2 separate regions of the Homo sapiens genome follow, and region 1 is linked to region 2. A link is a loop called in an ENCODE intact Hi-C map of the cell type or tissue named here. Cell type or tissue: sigmoid colon. All regions are shown on one strand. Links, peaks and the distances in the headings refer to the core of each region. The heading gives the core; the rest is flanking DNA. Region 1 overlaps FILNC1 (FOXO induced long non-coding RNA 1). Region 2 overlaps FILNC1 (FOXO induced long non-coding RNA 1).

The links. A loop is a pair of places that touch in the nucleus more often than their neighbours do. Peaks named below come from ENCODE experiments on the same cell type or tissue, not always from the same donor. Only the 100,000 strongest peaks of a DNase experiment are listed, where the experiment ranks them.
Region 1: a loop joins it to region 2, with 2.2 times the contacts of the local background. A loop is called at or near these places in 2 of 110 quality-filtered maps.

Annotation. Positions count from the first base shown.
Region 1 is chr6:139,851,074-139,853,998 of GRCh38, reverse strand. All of the region lies in intron 1 of FILNC1 (FOXO induced long non-coding RNA 1), which reads right to left. Among named protein-coding and RNA genes, the nearest start is that of FILNC1, 81 kb to the right of the region's middle. In sigmoid colon, for the core only: no CTCF peak of the experiment used is centred there; no DNase peak of the experiment used is centred there; H3K27ac peaks cover 1,215 bases.
Region 2 is chr6:139,776,243-139,779,167 of GRCh38, reverse strand. The region is part of intron 1 of FILNC1 (FOXO induced long non-coding RNA 1); the gene reads right to left. Among named protein-coding and RNA genes, the nearest start is that of FILNC1, 6.6 kb to the right of the region's middle. In sigmoid colon, for the core only: no CTCF peak of the experiment used is centred there; no DNase peak of the experiment used is centred there.

The sequences.
Region 1 (2,925 bases), core at 336-2,835, 75 kb before region 2:
AAGGACCAATGAGGTCAGGCATATGACAGTATTTGTAAGATATTCTATGTTATACAAGTGGTGGTTATTTATATTATCAATGAGAAGTTGGGAGAAAAAAAACTTCCCTAATGTCCAGTTAGGAGACATGCATGTAAAAGGAATGTGGGGCTGTGGAGAGCTGAGTTAAGACACTAGAGCTTTAGGAATACACTCATCACATTTTACAAGGCAATATTTTAAAACGTGCCCAAGGGCTTCAACCAATAAAAAACTAAAGTTGCCATTTGCTAGAAGAAATAAACTTCCAGAAGCTATATAGTATCTGTTCCTTGTAGTTTATTCTTAAATGGAGAAAAGCAATTACATACACACAGAAATACCTAGTCAATCAGCCCTGAAGTAGTTACCAGGAACTTGAGACAAGCTACATACTTTTGTTTCAATAACTAACTGAACACGTGCTTCACTCAGGTCTGCTCCTAGATACTTTTATGGCTTATAGTTAACTCTGCTGGGTAAAGGTCTTGCCACTTCCCTGACCTTGGACCTTGATGTCATTGTGAAACTGCTGCATCCAATTCCAACTTCATTCTCAAGTCAGCCTTAACCACACTTACTGTTCTACCCAGCATTTGAGAAAGAGTGTGTCCCCAGAAGCTATGGGAAAAGATCCAGAATGCCTGTGACCATTAACGAGTTGTTAATGGTCTTAACAACTTATATTCTCTTGTATTCAGAACCAAAGCTCTTTGTTTTATGTTTAATGAAGAATATAAAAATGCAAAAATGTCCACAGGACATCAAAAAAGTATACTTGAATCTCTCATCCATTTCTGAAAGAGAAAAAGAAAAAAAAACGATGTTGAATTGTTTGGATTCCATTCAGAGGCATACAGAGAAATAAAAAGTTGAAACTAAGTTTTCGGATTAAAGAGTCTTTAAAGTGTACAATAAAAAAAATCTTGTGTTGTAATAAGGTCCAAAGGAAGAATCTATGTCTTTTCTCACGGCATTAGGAAAACAGGCTCTCACTAGAGCACAATCCACGCAGACCAGCTGTGGAGTCAAAGGGATATTGCTATCACAAATCCTTTTGGTATTCTCAGTGATAACTACTCTGAATTAGATTTTTTTTTTCCCATGGCGGTCTCTTTTCAAGCCAAAATCCTTCTTCAGTGGACCACTGGAATGGTGAGTGTTCAGTGAACCGCACAATTGCCAAAGAGATAAATATTCCAGATGTTGGGAATCAGAGGTTAAACTAGGTTTTGTTTGCATTACTAACAGACACCTTCCTACTTAAATCAGAAAGACTCATGGGCCTACAGGAAGTGACACACAACCTCAGAGGTATTTACTGTCCATAGTCTGTAACAGCATCTCACTCCATGCACAGTTGTAACTGCAGAGACGTTCTTGGACGTGTGTTCCCAGCCCTAAGTAATCTCCATAAACTTAACCATAAATCTAACTACAGCTAAACGTGAGAGTTTCTGTTTTGTTATTATATATCTTAATCTTCCGTGTGGAACATCACTCATTCCACAAGAAAAAGGAGAAGAAAGGCTCTGAACAATAAAATCAGCAATGTGTCTCCCCAAATCATGAAACAGTTAAGAATGAGCCCCACTGAAAATACAACCAGAATGTGAAACAAAGCCCCTCTCAAGCCCATCATAAAACCGTGGTCTGGTCAAGCTGCCTTTGTTTAGTAGTCAGGTCTTTGCTAGTGAAAAGTTGTAAATGCATAGGAATGTTTTATCCTTGGGTGTGACTGTTAGTAGCTTGCAAACAAGGAAGGAGAGGAGATGATAAAAAATATATATCAACCTTTTTTGATACCACTATCTAAAAGTGTTTTTTTCTCTCTTTCTGTAAAACCGTATAGATAGATGCCAAGCCCATAATCAATTTTTCCTATCCAGTGTTTGAATATGAAATCATTATAGTAATAGAAACTTATAATACTCAACCACCTTGACTTACATAAAAACTGACTAAGTCAGAAAAACATAGAAACAAAATTATTGACCAAAGCTGGTAAAATTAAAATAATTGATTTTATCTTTAAGTCTAGCCTTGGTGTATGTGGATATAGGCTGAACCAAATTAAGACAGAGAAGGAATTCCAGATCAATGTGGAGGAATGAAGGCATGCCATTTACCACGTTTTTCTTCCAAAATTGGCAGTAAACGTATTTTAAAAGAAGATAAAAAGCACGTTTAAGAGATTAATGAAAAAGGGAGAGGAGATAACAGGATTTTGTTTTAATAAGAAAATCAAGAAGCAGAAGGATGAGTAGTAAATGACACAGTAGAAACCCCAGACTATTTTAAGAAAACCTTAAAATTGAGCCAAATAACACTAGGATTCTGGGGATCCTTGAAACATAAATCATTAAGTACTTATGGAAGTAGAGTATACAGCTAAAAGTCCATAGGTATTAGCTAAAATTCTGTTTAAGAAACAAATAGAGACCTACACCCTAGGTGCTCAGAGATAGCCCCTTCCCCATCCTTGACAGACTAAAATTTTACTTTCTAACAATACAGAATAACAAAAACCCTGGATGCAAGAAAACCGGGCCCAGATAAGAGCTGTGATTCATTTCTTAAAAAAAGAAGGTTACGTGAAAGTCTATAGTCTGAATATTATTCCAGTCCGCTTATTTGGCGAAGTTCTAGAAAGAATGCTATCAGGGTTATGCCTGCAAGAAGAAGATGGGAGAATTACTAGGGGAGAAAAGCTCTATAAATTCTACCATTTGGGGACCTCCCCCAGTGAAGATTCCCAACCCTGTAATTCTACTGGGAAGTCTAGCATTTAACAAGTTCCACCCATAAATGCACAGTGTCCAGTTAGCTTCTTAGTGTGTCGTTAACAAATGTGCACAGCAAGCTAAATAGTCAAAGATATTTTATGAATGGCATAGACAAAAATAA
Region 2 (2,925 bases), core at 265-2,764:
TGGGTGTTTTTGTTTGTTTCCAGTTGGTCTGTGACTATACATAGATTCAATCATAATGAAGCTGACAAAGAAGAGATGACATTTTGGAAAACGAAAAGGAATTTTGGATATTACAGCTCAACATTTGTCACCTCCCTGGCTGATAGCAGTGCACGTTCTTTCCCTTTGGCTAAATTTGGATCCAACGCCGGCTAAGTGCACTAAGCAAGCCAGAACTACATTGTACCTCTATTTTGTGACATATGAGCTCCCTGCTTTAATCTCCCCTCTACTGTATAAAAGAGGATCTGAGGCTGTTAGACTTCAATCCGGTGATTCATGCAGCTGGCACACAATAGATTCCACCTCTCTTCTCACTGCTGCACAATATCAAGCTAAACAAAATGTCTTAGAAAGCTTTGGTTCATGTAGTCAGCCTGTCACAGATCCCTCCCCCCACCCCCAATGCCACCCCCACCCCCCACACACCCCTTTTTTTCTTCTACTAAGCAAAAGAGTCCGAATGCCCAGCACCTGCCTTTTTACTGACATTTCCACAAAGGTAAAGGAATGAACCTTTTGTCAATTCCTACCAAACGATCTGTTTTGAAACAATGAGATGAAAAGCCTGGGCCCCTCTCCTTGCTACTGGATTACAGTGCAGAGGATTAAAATAAAGGACATTTGATTTTATTGATTTAATGAGGGATGGAGGCTTTTGCTGGAGCATCCCTCGTGGCAAAGGAACAAGTCTTGTTGGCAGGTACCTCCACTGAGGCACTTCTTCTACATTTGTTTGGTTTTTCAGTGGTGCTTGTTTATGGGTTTGGCTGTTAGAATGACCCACAGTGTTCCTTGCCATGCTGCATGAAGCAGTCAAATGCCTGCAGTGATTTCAGTGTGTGTCTCCAGACAGGGAGAAAGCAGGAGAGACGCGGATGGGAGGATACACAGTTCTGCAGGATAAAGAGCTGCTGGAAGAGGTGACAGGGAAAGCATTTCTTTGAAAAAAGAAGGAGAGTCAAAGAAAGCAGACTGGAAAAGAAATAGTACTTCTACCGGCAAAAAAGATCATCTGCAGAGCCTATTATTTCTCAGCTGCATCTACTTCAGCTAGGTTTTTAAAATCCCCTTTCTGTCCACACCATTCTGTTCCCATGCCCATCCTTGCCCCCTCCCCTTCCATTACCCAAGTTTGAATATTGAGAAAACTAAGGGGGTTCAGACACCATGTTTGCTGTGGATGGGGCTGGGCACAGCTAGATAATCTTTTTGCTTTTGTTCTCTTCTTTGGGGCTTCTTGTGATACTATTATTGACATTTTCATATGGTAATTTTTGCATTATATGTTTCTTCTTTTATATTTGCCCTATTTTTTTCCATACAGCCTGACTTCATTGTCTACTGAGCCGTGTGAAAGGGACATTGCCAGTCACCTGCTGACCAAATCTAAGCAGTGATCTACTTTTAATACCGAAATGTACTGCATGTTTCTTAATAGACATGTGTACACTCAGGATTCCTATTAATATGAGCATATGTCCCTATACACTGTGTACATTTATTGAAATGTATTTATGCAGTCCACCCATAGATTAAACACCCCCAATTCCCTCTGGTGATACTGTCTCTCTGACTGCTAGCTTAAAGAGAAACAGTTCCTAAGAGCATATGGTTTCCAAAACACAGCCCTTCCCCCGCCCTTTTAGTGTACACAAAATGAGCGGCCACCCCTCCCCCACAGCGTCTCTGCTCTCTGCTGCAAGAGCCTGAAACCAGGGGGCAAAATCATTAGTTCCCAATTACCTTAAGACATGCAAGATAACCTCTCTCAAGGGCTGTTGGTAAAATATGCACACAGTTGCCCTGTCTAGACAGTTATGAAATATAGGTGTAGGGCTCGGCCATTGCAGAACACCAATGCATCTCAAATGAAGTGCTTTTATTAAAGAAGTATAATCACCAGGATAACTAATTACATCAATGCCACATAGTTAATTAAACCCATTATAGTTACTATTCCCATGGAGAGAAGGTCAAATGAAGCGACCATCTTTTTGATTCTACTATGCTAACAAAAAAAGAAATTAAGTAAAACATAACACAGACCTCTTCATTTTGTGTCTGTTTTTTAACATTTAATAACTACCTAGGGTGTCATCCAAGATCTTCAAGTATAATCCATAGCCAAAGACTGCCAGGCTGTTCAAAAGACCACCTTGTAACTTACCTGAACTTCCATTAAATGATTACCAACTGTTTGCTTGATTGGTGCAAGAAGTAATGACAAGTAAAACTGAAAGGCAGAATGAGCAGCCACTGTGTTTTTATTAATATCTTACAGAGAAACATGATGGAAGGTAGTGCTTATGTTTCAGTCTACTCTGGCTTCATGGCTAATAAGGGGGAGGTAGCCCCGTGTACCCCTCTAGGCCCTACCAGGGACTGTGAGAGTGACCCGCTAAGGTTAGGTATTAAAGCTCATTAACCAGCCGAAGACACACAGATTGCATATCCTGCGGTTTCAGCAACAACAAAATCTTGCTCTGACACCCAAGTATAAAGGATAATTCAGATATAAACATGGAAAAGGAGAGAATTCAAGAACTCTATTGCATAATGACATTGTCTTCCAGAGGAAGAATGTGGACACACACACACACACATCTCTCAAATATTAATCTTTAGAAAATAAATCAAGAAATTTTGATCCTCCTTGTCTGAAAATTCACCAGGTCATTATATCACTGTCACACCTTCTTCTCAAAGCAGTTCATTGTACAGAGAGAGGATTTGCATTCACTTCTCCTGATTAACAAAGAAAACTTTGTATAAAAGGGCTATGCACTGAGACGTGCAAATGTGGCCAGTCTGACCCCCTGCAGGAGAAGGCAGACAAGCAGTAGGGAGAAGAGGTAGATGAGGAACGAGAAAGAATGCTTTGAT